2 separate regions of the Homo sapiens genome follow, and region 2 is linked to region 1. The links are chromatin loops, found by intact Hi-C in ENCODE. Cell type or tissue: PC-9. All regions are shown on one strand. Links, peaks and the distances in the headings refer to the core of each region. The heading gives the core; the rest is flanking DNA.

What was found. Hi-C counts contacts between places; a loop is a spot of excess contacts. Peaks named below come from ENCODE experiments on the same cell type or tissue, not always from the same donor. Only the 100,000 strongest peaks of a DNase experiment are listed, where the experiment ranks them.
Region 2: a loop joins it to region 1, with 4 times the contacts of the local background. A loop is called at or near these places in 9 of 110 quality-filtered maps.

Annotation. Positions count from the first base shown.
Region 1 is chr3:196,249,790-196,258,472 of GRCh38, forward strand. PCYT1A (phosphate cytidylyltransferase 1A, choline) reads right to left here. Exons shown (of 9, transcript NM_001312673.2): 3 at 7,999-8,098. Among named protein-coding and RNA genes, the nearest start is that of PCYT1A, 34 kb to the right of the region's middle. In PC-9, for the core only: a CTCF peak has its summit at 3,951 (motif pointing right); a DNase peak (open chromatin) is centred at 3,972; H3K27ac peaks cover 1,202 bases.
Region 2 is chr3:196,353,882-196,362,564 of GRCh38, forward strand. UBXN7 (UBX domain protein 7) reads right to left here. Exons shown (of 11, transcript NM_015562.2): 9 at 8,413-8,683; 10 at 7,963-8,042; 11 at 1-2,965. The coding sequence ends at 2,804. Among named protein-coding and RNA genes, the nearest start is that of TM4SF19-DYNLT2B, 20 kb to the left of the region's middle. In PC-9, for the core only: no CTCF peak of the experiment used is centred there; no DNase peak of the experiment used is centred there.

The sequences.
Region 1 (8,683 bases), core at 147-8,146:
ACACCATGCCGAGGCTGAGGACCAGATACACTATGCTGAGGCTGAGGACCAGATACACTATGCTGAGGCTGAGGACCAGATACACTATGCTGAGGCTGAGGACCAGATACACTATGCTGAGGCTGAGGACCAGATACACTATACTGAGGCTGAGGACCAGATACACCATGCTGAGGTTGAGTACCACATACACTATGCTGAGGATCAGGTACACCATGCCGAGGCTGAGGACCAGATACACCATGCCGAGGCTGAGGACCAGATACACCATGCCGAGGCTGAGGACCAGATACACCATGCCGAGGCTGAGGACCAGGTACACCATGCCGAGGCTGAGGACCAGGTACACCATGCCGAGGCTGAGGACCAGGTACACCATGCCGAGGCTGAGGACCAGGTACACCATGCCGAGGCAGAGGACCAGGTACACCATGCCGAGGCTGAGGACCAGGTACACCATGCCGAGGCTGAGGACCAGATACACCATGCCGAGGCGAGGACCAGATACACTATGCTGAGGCTGAGGATCAGATACACTATGCTGAGGATCAGATACACTATGCTGAGGCTGAGGATCAGATACACTATGCTGAGGCTGAGGACCAGATACACTATGCTGAGGCTGAGGATCAGATACACTATGCTGAGGATCAGATACACTATGCTGAGGCTGAGGATCAGATACACTATGCTGAGGCTGAGGACCAGATACACTATGCTGAGGACCAGATACACTATGCTGAGGCTGAGGATCAGATACACTATGCTGAGGTTGAGGACCAGATACACTATGCTGAGGCTGAGGATCAGATACACTATGCTGAGGACCAGATACACTATGCTGAGGCTGAGGATCAGATACACTATGTTGAGGTTGAGGATCAGATACACCATGCTGAGGTTGAGGATCAGATACACTATGCTGAGGCTGAGGATCAGATACACTATGCTGAGGCTGAGGATCAGATATATTATGCCGAGGTTGAGGACCAGATACACTATGCTGAGGATCAGATACACTATGCTGAGGTTGAGGACCAGATACACTATGCTGAGGATCAGATACACCATGCTGAGGTTGAGGATCAGATACACTATGCTGAGGCTGAGGACCAGATACACCATGCTGAGGCTGAGGACCAGATACACTATGCTGAGGATCAGATACACTATGCTGAGGTTGAGGACCAGATACCCTATGCTGAGGCTGAGGACCAGATACACCATGCTGAGGCTGAGGACCAGATACACCATGCTGAGGCTGAGGACCAGATACACCATGCTGAGGCTGAGGACCAGATACACCATGCTGAGGCTGAGGATCAGATACACCATGCTGAGGCTGAGGACCAGATACACCATGCTGAGGCTGAGGATCACATACACCATGCTGAGGCTGAGGACCAGATACACCATGCTGAGGCTGAGGACCAGATACACCATGCTGAGGCTGAGGACCAGATACACCATGCTGAGGTTGAGGACCAGATACACCATGCTGAGGTTGAGGATCAGATACACTATGCTGAGGCTGAGGACCAGATACACTATGCTGAGGCTGAGGATCAGATACACCATGCTGAGGTTGAGGATCAGATACATCTCCTTCCTGTCTTCAGGGCAATGAATGAAGGAGAAGGAAAGTAGTTCTCAGGAGGTTTATGAATTTTTGTTTTCAAAAAGCTTTACTCATAAATAAGTAGATTTTAAACCAAGAAATCATACACTGCTGAAAGGAGTATCAGCAACTTTCAAGAAGGGCAATTAGGTCGTATCTATCAAAAGACAAACGACAAATGCTTATAGCTGTGGCCCAGCTTTTCTAATTCTGGGAATTATCTCACAGTAAATATAGATGTTATTCATTGCAGTACTGTTTATAATAGCAACAGTCAGGAAACGACCTACATTTCAACGGAAGATTGAATATAGCATAATACACCCACTAAAAGGTGGGAGGATATATAAACAATTTACTTAGATATTCACAGAAATGGGTAATATTGGTGGCCTGTTATAGGGATACCAGGTGGCTGTGAGACAGGTCTTGAGAGGGAGACATTTTACTTTATGCCCTTTTTGTATTTTATGGATATTAAACTGTGGGAATGTATTGATTTCACTTGATTTGATTTTTTGAGACAGGGTCTGGCTCTGTCACCCTGGCTGGAGTGCAGTGGCATGGTCTCAGATCACTGAAACCTCCACCTCCCAGGCTCAAATGATCCTCCCGCCTCAGCCTCCCGAGAAGCTGGGACTACAGCGCACACCACCACGCCCCGCTGACTACAGCGCACCCCGCCACGCCCCGCAGACTACAGCGCACCCCGCCACGCCCCACTGGCTACAGTGCACACCGCCACGCCCCACTGGCTACAGCGCACACCACTACGCTCAGCTGATTTTTGTATTTTTTGTACAGATGGGGTTTCACATGTTGCCCAAGCTAGTTGTATTTTTATTTATTTATTTATTTGAGATGGAGTCTTGCTCTGTTGCCCAGGCTGGAGTGTGGTGACATGATCTAGGCTCACTGCAACCTCTGCCTCCTGGGTTCAAGTGACTATCCTGCCTCAGCCTCCCAAGTCACTGGGATTACAGGCGAAAGCCACCAAGCCGGGATAATTTTTGTATTTTTATATTCGTATCCCATGTTGGCCAGGCTGGTCTCAATTTCCTGACCTCAAGTGATCTGCCCGCCTTGGCCTCCCGAAGTTCTGGGATTACGGGCGTGAGCCACCATGCCCAGCCCAGGCTGGTTGTATTGATTTTATAATACAGGAAATAAAAATTTTAAATTAAATATACCAATCCAATGAAAAACTAAGAATTAATTAATGGATTTAAGAGTCAGAAAGGTCATAGCTCAAGCTTTGACCAAGCTTTCCAACCAGCTTTCTTCCTCTGTAACCTTAACTTCCTTATGCCTCAGTTTTCTCATCTATGAGAGAAAGCAGGCTGGGTACAGTAGCTCACACCTGTAATTCCAGCACCTTGGGAGACCAAGGTAGGAGGACTGCTTGAGCCCAGGAGTCTGAGACCAGCCTGGGCAACACAGTGAAACCCTATCTCTATTAAAATTATTTTTTACTGCCAGCATGTGTCAACTAAAAAAAAAGAAGAAAAAAATATTTTTAAAAAGATAATTTTTAATAAGACAAAGCAAAATAAAACAAAATTTGAGCATATAATCCCCCTTCTATGTCCCAGAAATCACTGCATTGGCTCTATGCCTATTAAAAAATAATACATTAAAAAGATTTTTGGGCCGGGCACAGTGGCTCACGCCTGTAATCCCAGCACTTTGGGAGGCCAAGGCAGGTGGATCACCTGAGGTCAGCAGTTGAGGCCAGCCTGGCCAACATGGTGAAACCCTGTGTCTACTAAAAATACAAAAATTAGCTGGGTATGGTGGTGGGCGCCTGTAATCCCAGCTACTCGGGAGGCTGAGGCAGGAGAATCTCTTGAACCCAGGAGGCAGAGGTTGCAGTGAGCTGAGATCGCGCCACTGCACTCCAGCCTGCGAGACAGAGCAAGACTCTGTCTCAAAAAAAAAAAAAATTGAAGTATCCCAGAAGTCACGTCCATGAAGTAACTAACATAGTTCCATTTTCCCTAAACAAGTCCAGAGGGGCTATGATCTCACACTATTCGATCCTGAAACACAAGGGATAGAATATACAAATGAAGACTACTTTGTTGTTTCTTTGCTACTAGACAGCATACAGCAGGGAAATTTTGCTCAAGAAACACATTGCCTGGATGGTGGCAATAGCACAGAATGCTGTTGATCAAGTGGCTGCTTGCAGCACAGCTAATCATCCTATGTTAGGCCAAGTAGATCACTGAACCTTTTCTCAGACCAATCCCAGATGCGCCTCTTGCTCTCTCCAGTGCTTCCCCAGCCTACCAACATCTCAACTGGCCACCATTCCATCCCAAGTCTTTGGCAAACCCAGGCTGATATATTAACCAAACGGCCAGAAGGGGTCACTGTTGAACTAGTCTGGGAAGAAAGCTAGCGTTAGCCATTCTTTTACCAAGTGGCTATTGGCCAGGATAAACACACCCCTGATTTAATGTATGTTATAGTATATATAATCATATTTATATAAATTATATACTTTTAATATAATTTTTCCTGTTTCTATTATATAATGTACTATATAATACATATTTAATATCATTTATATATTATGCATATATTACATATGTATATATGTTATATAGATAGATAGATAGATTTTTTTTTTTTGAGACGGAGTCTCACTCTGTCGCCCAGGCTAGAGTGCAGTGACGTGACCTAGGCTCACTGCAACCTCTGCCTCCCAGGCTCAAGTGATTCTCCTGTCTCAGCCTCCTGAATAGCTGGGATTACAGGTGTGTGCCACCACGCCTGGCTAATTTTTTATATTTTTAGTAGAGACGGGGTTTCACCATGTTAGCCAGGATGGTCTCGATCTCCTGACCTTATGATCCACCCACCTCAGCTTTCCAAAGTGCTGGGATTACAGGTGTGAGTCACTGTACCTGGCCTATATATATATTTTTTTAATTTTTATTTATGTATTTATTTATTTTTTAAGATAGGGTCTCTGTCACCCAGGCTGAAGTGCAGTGGTGCAATCATGACTTGCCGTGGTCTAGACCTCCTGGGCTCAAACAATCCTCTCACCTCAGCCTCCTGAGTGGCTGGGACTATAGATGCACACCACCACACCTGGCTAATTATTAAAATTTTTGTAGAGATGGGATCTCACTGTATTGCCCAGGCTGGCCTTGAATTCCTAGCCTCAAGCAATCCTTCTGCCTTGGCCTCCCAAAGTGCTGGGATTATAGGCATGAGCCACCACACTCAACCTCTGTATATTATTAACAGCAACTCCCTTTCATGCTCAAAACCGTCCTGATTTGGATGATAAATTATATGGTTTATGTGGGTTATGAATTATACGCTGCACCACTGGTGACTAAGTAACCATATGTCCTCCTTTAGGCAGAAGAAACCTGGGTTTCAGTTAATGATCTCTTTTGATAGATTTACTCTCCCAAATACCTACCACCGAAACATTCTGTTCCTAACATTTCCATTGCCCTTCACACTCTCCCTTTTCCTTCCTTTCTCTGAGTTAAACATATTGCTGATTTTTTTCATCTCCCAAAAGATTCCTAGAGCTGACCTTCTTGTCTCTCAAATCATATTTGTTTTTCTCTAAGTAGAGAATCTTCTCCTAGATTATACAACCTCCCTCGTAAAAACCTGGGGAGCAGGAGGGAGGTGTTGAAACTTCACTAGAGCAGGTGCATTCTTTATTGCTTTATTCCTTGTCCTGCACTGGCATGAATGCAGTTACCTACTTGGTGATTTAACATAAAACAGTCAGACAAAATGAGATCTAAGAGAAAAACCAGAGTTCAAATTAAGCTGGCAAATTTATAGGCTAATTTGTGGCTGTTTGTTCCACCAAAAATACAATTATTTTGCTGAAGGCCTTCTATTCTAATGCTTACAATGAGTAGCACCATTCCCGGGTGAGGTTTGAGCTGCAATTCTATTCCACTAATCATCCGTTTTACTGTAGGGGAAGCCTTCGCTTCTTGGTTACTATGGACCTTAATTGCTTTATGTACTTAATGAAGAAACTATAAAGTAGATAATCTTGAAAATGACTTATTTGTAAAATCCTATAATTCTAAAATTAAAAACAATTATACCAGTCAGGACTTGTTAATTATAAGCTTTAAAACTTGGAAACAGGCCCGGCACGGTGGCTCACTCCTGTAATCCCAGCTACTTGGGAGGCTGAGATTTGAGAACTGCTTGAACCCAGAAGGGAAATGTTGCAGTGAGCTGAGATCACACCACCGCACTCCAGCCTGGTTGACAAGCGAGACTCTGTCTCAAAAACAAAACAAAACAAAAGATCAACTTGGAAACAGTACACATATTTTCAAATTTTATGTACCACAAATGATATATAGACAAATTAGCAACAAACTGGATAATGCAACCCATCAGATCAAATCTAAATGAATAGCTGATTGTAAATGTGTGTCATTAGAGAGTATGTAAAAAGTTCTTGCTTTCAATAGCCTCTACTATCACATCTGAATGTGAACCCTGAACTATCTTCTGGCGTTTTGAAGTTAGACCTGGCTACCATTACACAATCCATAGTCTCTGGTTTTCTTTGTCATTTTACCCTGCCTCCAGGAGCCTACCTATTACCCAAATAAGGGAAGCCAAACTCAAAAATCTTATCATGAATCAGAAGGTTGTGATCAATATGAACTATATCTACACATTTTTTCAAAAGGAAAGGATTCTCTGGAATTAGCCTCTTTTTTGTTGAGGACCCCAAACCCACAATACATATACCCAAGATAAGGCCAAAGGATAGGTGTTAAAATTCCCGGCATTGGCCGGCGCGGTGGCTCACGCCTGCAATCCCAGCACTTTGGGAGGCTGAGGTGGGTGGATCACGAGGTCAGGAGTTCGAGGCCAGCCTGGCCAACATGGTGAAACCCCGTCTCTACTAAAAATACAAAAATTAGCCAGGCGTGGTGGTGCACACCTGTAATCCCAGCTACTCGGGAGGCTGGGGCAGAAGAATTGCTTGAACCCGGGAGGAGGAGGTTGCACTGAGCCAAGATTGTGCCACTGCATGCCAGCCTGGGCAACAGAGTGAGACTCTGCCTCAAAAGAAAAAAAAATTTCCCAGTATGACACTGTACATCACTTCTATTTGTTTTTTGTTTGTTTGTTTTGAGACAGGGTCTCGCTCTGTCACCCAGGCTGGAGTACAGTGGCATGATCTCAGCTCACTGCAATCTCTGCCTCCCAGGTTCACATAATTCTCGTGCCTTAGCCTCCCGAGTAGCTGGGACTACAGGTGCCCACCACCACGCCCAGCTAACTTTTGTATTTTTAGTAGAGAAGGGGTTTCACCATGTTAACCAGGCTGGTCTCGAACTCCTGACATCAAGTGATGATCTGCCCGCCTTGGTGTCCAAAGTGCTGGGATTACAGGTGTGAGCCACCACTCCTGGCCCACTTCTATTTGTATTTCACTGTTCTTCAGTTACTACAGAGAGCAAACATACCAACACAATTAAGAAGTAACCACAAATATACTGTATATGCTGCAAATGCACAGATTTGTGGCTATAAATCCCTCTTATTCCCTGGTGTCTGTCTGAGTCTTAGTTCAGTCCTATATTTACAGGGTAGAGAGAACACTTAGTAATCAGAAGAAGTGAAAAAGGATTGGAAAAAAAGGGAGAATTGGGGAATTTACAGAGAAGAAAGAATATTTGCCTATAGGACTTTGTATTCATAACAAATGCTCTTGGAAGTTTCTTTTTATAATGATCTCTAAAACCAATTGCCCCACATAAGAAAAGCATCTCGAATATATATTAGTAATTTATGTGTCAAAAACTGCTAATTAATTATGTAAATTAAGCATGCAAATAAAGAGCAAGGGCTTTGAAAATAAAGTATTTTTTAAAACCTGGAAAATTATAATATCAGTAAAAATAAAATTAAGTGACGAGCATCTCCCAACTTGGGATATTTTTGTCCTCTATCAATCGGCAGCATCATAGCCAGCTGACAGAACGTAGAGAGGTGGTGGGGAATTCTGAAGGCTATGAAGAATGTGACACCCTGACACATGATTTGGACTTTATAGAAATAGATAAGATCATAACTCAGCTCAAGCTAATATAATATCATATTGTTTCTGTTTTACTGTATCTCACAGCTACAACAGCAGCCCAGGAAACAGGTGCATAATAATAAGAAAAAAAATGAAAGTTTATGGAGTGGAGTTACCCTTCTAAATAGAACATCAAGACAGGTGAGAAGAACCCCTTCGCTGCTGGCCTTTGCAAGTAAACAGAGGGCAGTATATAGAGAGCAGGTGTGTATTTGATAAAGACAATGGAATGCTAAAAACAATAGTCAAACAACAAATTAAGAAGGTATTTACTTACAAGGAGTTCCTCTGCTGGCTTCTTCCATAGTTACCCTGACATAGGGCTTACTAAAGTCAACTTCAATTTCATCAGAAAAAGGAGCTGGTTGCCGTAAGCCCTTAAGAAATGGAAAGTGAAGGAAAAGAAAGTTCAACTCAATGGCATACACTGTAATACTAAAAAAAAAAAAGATGAGAGAAAGGAGATTGATCTCTCTATTATAGATGGCTTCGTTTAAGAGATTTCGTTATTCCCGCCTGTAATCCCAGCACTTTGGGAGGCCGAGGTGGGTGGATCATGAGGTCAGGAGATTGAGACAATCCTGGCTAACATGGTGAAACCAGGTCTCTACTAAAGATACAGAAAATTAGCCTGGTGTGGTGGCAGGCACCTGTAATCCCAGCTACTCAGGAGGCTGAGGCAGGAGAATCGCTTGAACCCGGGAGGCAGAGGTTGCAGTGAGCCAAGATCAGACCATTGCACTCCAGCCTAGCCCACAGGGCAAGACTCCACCTCAAAAAAAAAAAAAAAAGAGTTTTTGTTATTCCTATGTATTTTATTCTACTTGATGCTGTTGTGAATGGAATTGTTTTCTGAATTTTATTTTTGGATTGTTCCTTGATATTATGTAACAGTGCAATTGATTTGTATTTGTGTTTGTGTAACTGAAATTTTCTGTATATTGATCTTATGTCCTATAACT
Region 2 (8,683 bases), core at 77-8,076, 100 kb after region 1:
AAACACTCCTTTCAAGCTGTGTCCAACACCCACAAGGAATGACTATTTTTAACTAATCTTACTGACCTCATTTAATCTATTCAATAAAACCTCTGCCCTAAGGAGCAAAGAAACTTGCAGAGGAAGTAAGGCAAACTGGAAGAAGCATACTGTCAGCGGATTAAATTCTTGAGCAAGGCAATACTCCTTATGGATTCTTCCCATGTACAATCCGTAACTCTTCCCATGGGCCTTTATATCAACCCTAAGATAATTACACTCCTGCCTCAAAATAAAATAAAATAAAACCCACCACATCTTGTATTGTAGACATCCCAGCTGCATGTTAAGCTGAGTGAAAGTACCATGCTGTCTTTTAAATCACTTTATATCTACTTAATCATCCCACAGTAACCCGAGTTGAAGAAGTTACTTTGGTTTCTCATAAATGAATATGCACGTGCTGAACATATCGGAAAGAACCACACCCTCTCACTGATGAACACGTTGGCAGTTCTCCCAACTGTTTTATCAAGAGAAGCTAGAAGGTAAAGAAAAGGAAACAGAGCCCTATAGGAAAAATGATTGACTTCACACGTTTGAGCGATTTGGGCTTCAGCTATGACTTTGCTGGAGTACAGATGGGTGCCATCAGAGCACAAAGCTGAGCAAACCTCTCTTCTTACCCTGTGCCCTCCCTGAATTTTTGGATTTCTGAGCTTGTCTACTACCAACAAATGTTTTACCCTCCAGTGCACCTTTGACAGTATACAGCTCTATTTTTCAAACGGCAAGTATGTTATCCAAGTTCAGAGATGCAACTGAGGAATTAACATGAAAACCATCTTTCACTCAATAAATCAGAAGCTGCTAGTTAAGTAAGCCTCAAGAACCTAAGAAAAAACACCAAAGTGTAAGTATTACTCAGTCACCAATCTAAAGACAGAACTTTGACTCAAGGTAGAAATGAAACCGTAATTATATAAATATATTTATAAATATTTATACAATTATATACTTATACATAAGCACTTACACAGACTTAGAAAAAAATTTAAGAACATTAATTCAAAAGGACTCACTGAAGAATAAACAGATTTTTCCATGATTTCCTTGAGGAGATATAAAACTCATTCTTTAGGGAGAGTTCCTCAAAATTCAACCATTAGAAACCATATCCTATAACTGTGTACTAGCAACACATGGCATCTTTTTTTCTTCTTTTCCCAAATCCCCTAATTGCCAAGAGAGCAATCTTAAAGTAGATGAAAACCTAAAGGTCTCTACGCAACATCTGAGGAACATACGCTCCTCAGATAAAAGAATCAATCTAAATCCTCAACTGACAAAAAGGTCCATTTAATATTTTTCATTTTACAAGTTAAAAGTTCTAGTTTTGCCACCAGAATCACGACTACCCCCCCTTCAGAGGACTCCATTTAAGCTCAAAATACGAAATGAGCATAGGGTGAAGTTGATGTGTAAATGGTATTCTACAGATTCAAGATGGCCTCTTCTAAAAACACTGAAGAAAGCTTTCACCAACTCTAATTTGATTTTGGGTTTTGTTGGCAGAAAAAGCCCAAGACATCTGAAAATTACTAGTAACCTCCGCCATCCTCCTTACTAAATGTTGTCTTCTGAATGGAGTTGAAAGGTCTTCCCCTTAGAGAGGCTTTCCGTTTTGATACCTTTTGAAAGAAAACAGCATGCGGACTCATGTTCAATTCAGTCACCAGAGCCTTTTAGAGACTATTCCAACCAGGGGCAAAAAATGAACCATTATTTCTAACCAAAAGAACATGGTTAGCAACTCTCAGCTGAATGGTTTTCTTTTTCCCCAGGGACATACCTAAGTATGCCTGAAACAACACAGGACAATCAATAACCATAGTGGTTACAATTCCAAGCCATTGTACTACATGATTATTGACCAGCTGCCTTCCTACAGATCACTGCAGACTCAGACAATGGAGGGCTCCAAAGGAACTAATATGCTGTGCTGGCAAAAATAGCAAGCACCTTCCTATCCCAGTCACCACGATAGGTTCACTTCATGTCCATTCTTGGACTAGCAGGATCAATACAGAGTAATAAGGAAAACTGTCTCAGGTTAGGACAATGAAAGTCACCCCATGCTATATGCTCCATATTTAACACTCATTCTGCCAATAACACATGTCATGGAAATAGTCCTTATAGCTGGGAACATGAAAATCCTTTGAAAAAGGTTTTTAAGTATGATGAGCAATCATTACAAGGGATGCTTTTTCCACGTAAACAAAAGCCTGGATATTTTGTTAAGCGACATTTCCACATGAAGAACACAACAAAACCAAACCCATGTTAGAGAATTTCTTCTCCCTGCTAAACACGGGGACTTACAAAAAAGGGAGGGTTGTTCTTACTCTGAATCTAGCCATTCCTTTGCCCGAAGAGTCTGGGGAGTAACGTTAACATTTGATCCCAAAAAAGTGCCGTGCAAGAGACCACTTACTGGAACACACAATTCCTGCTGCTAGTACTAGGAGAGGTCTTATCCTTACACTTCAGTTTGGTCACCAGATTAGGTAAGAAAGAAAAGTGTGGGGGGAGGGGGAGGCAGAAGGGTACGGAGTGGGGAGCGAGAAAACAGAAGAGGAGAAAGAAACAAAGGGGGAGAAAGAGACTGATTATAGGAGAGATCAAGAAATAAGAGAAGGAAGGTGACTTGCTTGCCCAACTTTGGCTCTGTGGTCCTATGAGCCAAAATGCATACTTAGTGACATGTATCTCACAGGAAAAGGGAAAAAAGGGGTAAGCTGAGAGAGGTCAAGCCATGGTGTTAATTTCTTTCCTGTACAAAGACAGTCTCTTGAGGACAAAGGCCTGCCTCTTGCAATGTAATATCATAGTCCAGATGAGATAATTTCCTTCGAGGAAAGTTGGTGAGAAGTTCAAAACGTTCATTTGGGTATCCTTTAGACTGCACGTGCTTCACCAAAGCCTATAAAAACAAGAGAAAGACAAAGCCATTAGACGGAAAAAGAGGAAAGAGCATATTAGTGAATTAAATAGAAAACATTCTCTTTTTAATCATATTAGATCAGCTATTAAATGTAAGTTCTTCTTTCATATAACCAAAGCTTGCCCTTGGGGAAGGGCCAATATAAACCTTTGGACGGGGAGATAAATCTGACCCCAATTACTTACAGCCATTAAGTGATACTGAAATACACAGTTATTATTTGGCTCCCCAATAAATATACCCAGTCACTATTCATAAAATTAAATTATTGTTCTCATTTTAAAACATTTTATCCGTTTTCCTTTCTCCCTTTTATCAAGGAAGATATGTCCTTCATTCTGCCTACACCCAATCTTGCCACCTGTGCACTGAATCTCTTCTTGCCTTCTCAGAAACTGGACCATTCCCATCTTTTGCAGGTTTCTTCAACATCTCCCTCTCTGCTTCCCATCAAACTTCAACACTGCTTGCATTTCAGTAACACAGTCTTCAAGAATCAGCCTAATTATCTCCAGCCACAGCAAACGGCCAGCAATGCCTGACGCAAGGGATTCATTCACAGGCTAAGCTAAGCTAAGCTAGTCAGACTCAAGATTCTGTTTCCAGCAGTTAAAAACAGAGGGTGTCGGGGCACGGTTGCTCACACCTGTAATCCCTGCACTTTGGGAGGCCAAGGAGGGGGACAGCTTGAGCACAGGAGTTGGAGACCAGCTGGGGCAACATGGCAAAATCCCATCTCATCAAAAAATATGGGCCAGGCATGGTGGCTCACCTGAGGTCAGAAGTTCGAGACCAGTCTGGCCAACATGGTGAAATCCCGTCTCTACTAAAAATACAAAAAAATTAGCTGGGCATGGTGGTGCGCACCTGTAATCCCAACTACTTGGGAGGCTGAGGCAGAATTGCTTGAACCTGGGAGGCTGAGGTTGCAGTGAGCCAAGATCATGCCACCCGCACTCCAGCCTGGGTAACAGAGCCAATCTTCATCTCAAAAAAAGTAAAAATAAAAATAAAAACTAGCCGGGCATGGTGGTGTGTGCCTGTAGTCCCAGCTACCGGGAAGGTCAAGGTGGGAGGAGAATGGCTTAAGCCTGGCAGGCAGAGGTTGCAGTGAGCCAAGGTCGTGCCCCACAGCACTCCAGCCTGGGCAGAGCCAGATCGTGTCTACAAGAAAAGGAAGAAAAAAACAAAAACAACACAAACCAAAAACCACAGAAAGCTCATCAGCTGTGTTAGATGAAAATGCCCGCAGCGTCACCATGATGAACCACGTGCGAGCTGAGGAATAAACAAAAGCCACCAGTATGCAGAGAATGGTGTGAAGCAGAGAATCCCAAGAGAAAACCTACAGGCCCCAGAAGAGAAACATAGAGAAAAACAGACACAGTTCTTAAACACTTTGCAGTTCCAGCTGCTGGAAAACCACTATCCTCTTCAAATAACCCCAGTCGTCCTTTTCCAGAAGTAGTCATTTCAGTTGGGTTTCTATTCCATGCAGGCATGAAACAGAAAAATCTTCACTGGAACATACCTTACGTGGCTTACCTAATTTAATCTGGGAAGGAAATAAACTAATTAGAATTAAGATTCACAACCGGGTGCTCCCACCTGTAATCCCTGCACTTTGGGAGGCTGGGGAAGGAGGATGACTTGAGCTCAGGAGTTCAAGACCAGCCTGGGTAACATAGTGAGAACCCTTCTCTACAAAAAAGAATTTTAAAAAATTAGCTGGGTGTGGTGGCACACACCTGTAGTCCCAGCTACCTGGGAGGTTGAGGTGGGAGGCTCGCTTGAGCCCAGGAGGCAGAGGTTGCAGTGAGCTGAGATTGGGCCACTGCACTCCAGCCTGAGCGACAGAGCGACCCTGTCTCAAAACAACCAACCAACCAACAACAACAAGATGACTCACCACAGTTTGCAGTTAGAGATCAGACTAAACATCTAACACCTCTTTCTTTTTTTTTTTTTTTTTAAACAGAGACAGGGTCTCGCTTTGTTGCCCAGGCTGGTCTCAAACTCCTGGACTCAAGTGATCCTCCCACCTTGGCCTCCCAAAGTGCTGGGATTACAGGAGTGAGCCACTGCACCTGGCCTCCCACACCTATTTCAAAGAATTATCAAGCAAAGCTCACTGAACTTACTCCAATGAATTAGCTTCTCTGCTTCGAGAAAATGCTTCCAACGCCCTGTTTCATTGTGCTTCAAGTTACTGAAGGTCTGCGGCAACCTTGTGTCAAGTGCCTCTATTGGCTCCATTTTTCAAACAGCATGTGCTCACTGCCTGTCTCTGTGTCACCTTTTGGTAATGCTTGCAGTTCATTATTTTATCTATTATAATGAACTGTGAGCAGTTACCTTTGATGTTACTATTCTGCTTTTGGGCACCACAAACCACGCCCACACAAGACCGCAAACTTAATAAAGAAGTATGTTCTGACTGCTCCACCTAATGGGAGTTTTCCCATCTCTCTCCCTCTATTCAGGCCTCCTTATTCCCGGAGACATGACAGTATTGAAAGTAGGCCAATTAATAACCTACCAGTGTAGGCCTCTAAGTACCCAAGTGAAAGGAAGTGTCCATCCTCAAAATCAATCAATTGCTAAAAATGATGAAGCTTAGTGAGAAAGGCACGTGGAAAGCTGAGACAGACACAAAGCTAGGCCTCTGGCACCAAACAGCCAAGCTGTGAATGCAAGGAAAAGTTCTGGAAGGAAATTAAAAGTGCTACTCCAGTGAACACACAAATGATAACAAAGCAAAACAGGCCGGGAGCAGTGGCTCACACCTGCACTTTCAGAGGCTGAGGTGGGTGGATCACCTGAGGTCAGGAGTTCGAGACCAGCCTGGCCAACATGGTGAAACCCCATCTCCACTAAAAATACAAAAGTTAGCTGGGCGTGGTGGTGGGCGCCTGTAATCCCAGCTACTCGGGAGGCTGAGGCAAGGAGAACTGCTTGAACCCGGGAGGCGGAGGTTGCAGTGAGCTGAGATCGCACCATTGTACTCTAGCCTGGGTGACAGAGCAAGACTCTGTCTCAAAAAAAAAAAAAGGAAAGAAAGCAAAACAGCCTTACTGCTGTGCTGCTGAAAAGGAGAAAGTTTTAGTGGTCTGTACAGAAAAATCAAACCAGTCACACATTCCCTTAAGCCAAAGCCTAATCCAAAACAAGGTTCTAACTCTTTTCAATCCTATGAAGGCTAAGGGAGTTAAGGAAGCTACGAAAGAAAAGCTGGAAGCTAGCAGAGGTTGGTTCATGAGGTTGAAGGAAAGAAGCCATCTCCATAACATCAAAGTGCAAGGTGAAGCAGCAAGTGCTGATGCAGAAGGTGCAGAAACTTATCTAGAAGATGTAGTGAAGACAGTTCACGAAGGTAACAACACTAAATAACAGATTTAAGTTTGACAAAACAGCCTTCTATTGGAAGAAGATGCCATCAAGGACTTTCACAGCTAGAGAGAAGTCAGTGGCTGCACTCAAAGGTTCAAAAAGGCTGACTTTCTTGTTAGGGGGTAATGCAGCTGGTGACTTCCAGTTGAAGCCAATGCTCATTTAACATTCCAAAATCCCAGGTCCCTTAAAAATTATGTTAAATCTACTCTGTCTGTGTTCTGTAACTGCAACAACAAAACCTGGAAAGACAGCACATCAATTTACAGCATAACTTACTAAATATTTTAAGCCCACTGTTCAGACCTACTGCTCAGAAAAAAGATTCAACATATTACTGCTCATTGACAACGCACCTAGTCACGTAAGAGCTCTGACGAAAATGCAAATAAAAATGAATGCTGTTTCCAGTCTGCTAACCCAACATCCATTCTGCAGCCCATGGATCAAGGAGTCATTTCAACTTTTAAATCTTATTTAAGAAACACATTTTGGCCAGGCACGGAGCCAAATCTCAACACTTTGGGAGGCTGCGGTGAGAGGATTACTTGAGTCCAAGAGTTTGAGACAAGACCTGGCAACACAGCAAGAAACCATCTCTAAAAAAAAGAAAATTAATTGGGTGTGGTGATCTACTCAGGAGGGTGAGGCAGGAGGATCACTTGAGCCGGGGCGGGGAGTCAAGGTTACAGTGAGCTATGACCACTGCACACCAGCCTGGGCATAAATACAGATTCCTTTGATGAATCTGGGCAAAGTAAACTGAAAATCTTCTGGAAAGGATTCAGCAGTCTAAATACCATTAAGAACATTCACAACTCATAGGAAGTCAAAATATCAACATGAACAGGGCTTTGGAAGAGGTTGATTCCAACCCTCATGGATGACTTTGAGGGGTTTAAGAATTCACTGGAGGAAGTCACTGCAAGTGGGGTAAAAACTGCAAGAGAACTAGAATTAGAAGTGGAGGATGGCGATATGACTGAATTGCTGCAATCTCATGATCAAACATTAAAGGGAGGGGGGTTGCTTCTTATGGATGAGCAAAGAAAGTGATTTCTGGAGATGGAATCTACTTCTGCTGAAGATGCTTTTAACACTGTTGAAATGACAACAAAGGATTTAGAATATTGCATAAACTTGGTGGATAAAATTGCGGCAAATTCTGAGAAGACTGACTCCAGTTTTGAAAGAAGTTCTACTGTGGGTAAAATACTATCAAACGGCAGCACATGCTACAGAGAAATTTTTTGTCGAAGGAAGCAACTGATGCAGCAACTTCACTGCTGTCACATTTTCAGAAACTGCCACAGTACCCATCACCCCAATCAGTCAGTAGCCATCAATATCAAGACCCTCCACCAACAAAAAGATGACTCACTGAAGATTCAGGGGATCATTAGCACTTTTTAGCAAAAGCTTTTTTTAATTAAGTTATGTGCTTTTTTTTAGACATAAAGCTACTGCACACTTAATAGACTATGGAATAATGTAAACATAACTTTTATATGCACCAGGAAACCAAACAATTTGGGACTCGTCTTATTGCAGTGGTCGGAACTGAACCAAAGCAAGCCTGTACTTACTAGCAGTTTAGCTTGCTCTGGAAGAGTGATCTGTTCCCTTTTTCCATCTGGATACCGCAACATCAGCTGTGCTTTTGGTCCTAAAGGAAGGGTTTAAAAAAAAAAAAAAAACGGGATACAGGAGTTTAAGACAGAATATTAGTTTAAATAAATATGTAAATAAATACAGCCATTCAGCAATTACTCAAGTGTTTTGCTGGAGTGCAGTGGCGTGATCTCAGCTCACTGCAACCTCCGCCTCCCTGGTTCAAGCCACTCTCCTGCCTCAGCCTCCCAAGTAGCTGGGACTATAGGCACGTGCCACCACACCTGGCTAAGTTTTGTATTTTTAGTAGAGACAGGGTTTTGCCATGTTGGCGAGGCTGGTCTTGGAACTCCTAACCTCAGTGATCCACCACGCCCGGCCCCAATATCTAAGTTTGAAGTAAAGTATGTCTAAATGTAACTTACCATTTACATCTATCCCCTCCACTACTCCATCTGCTTTTTCAGGTGGCATCTCCAGTATCTCTGAATCCACAGCTGGCAATCCTTGGTGGTTTGTGGCTGTTCCAGGATCAGTTCTGACTGGTGGCTCAGTCAGCGGCCTTCTATTCTCCTCTTTTCTATGCCCCAAATCTTTGTGGGGAGACTTTCTGGACTTGGCAAGATTCTCTACCTCTTCTTCTTCATCAGAGCCACAAACGGATATGAACTCCTCACTGCCAGAAAAAAGTTCAGA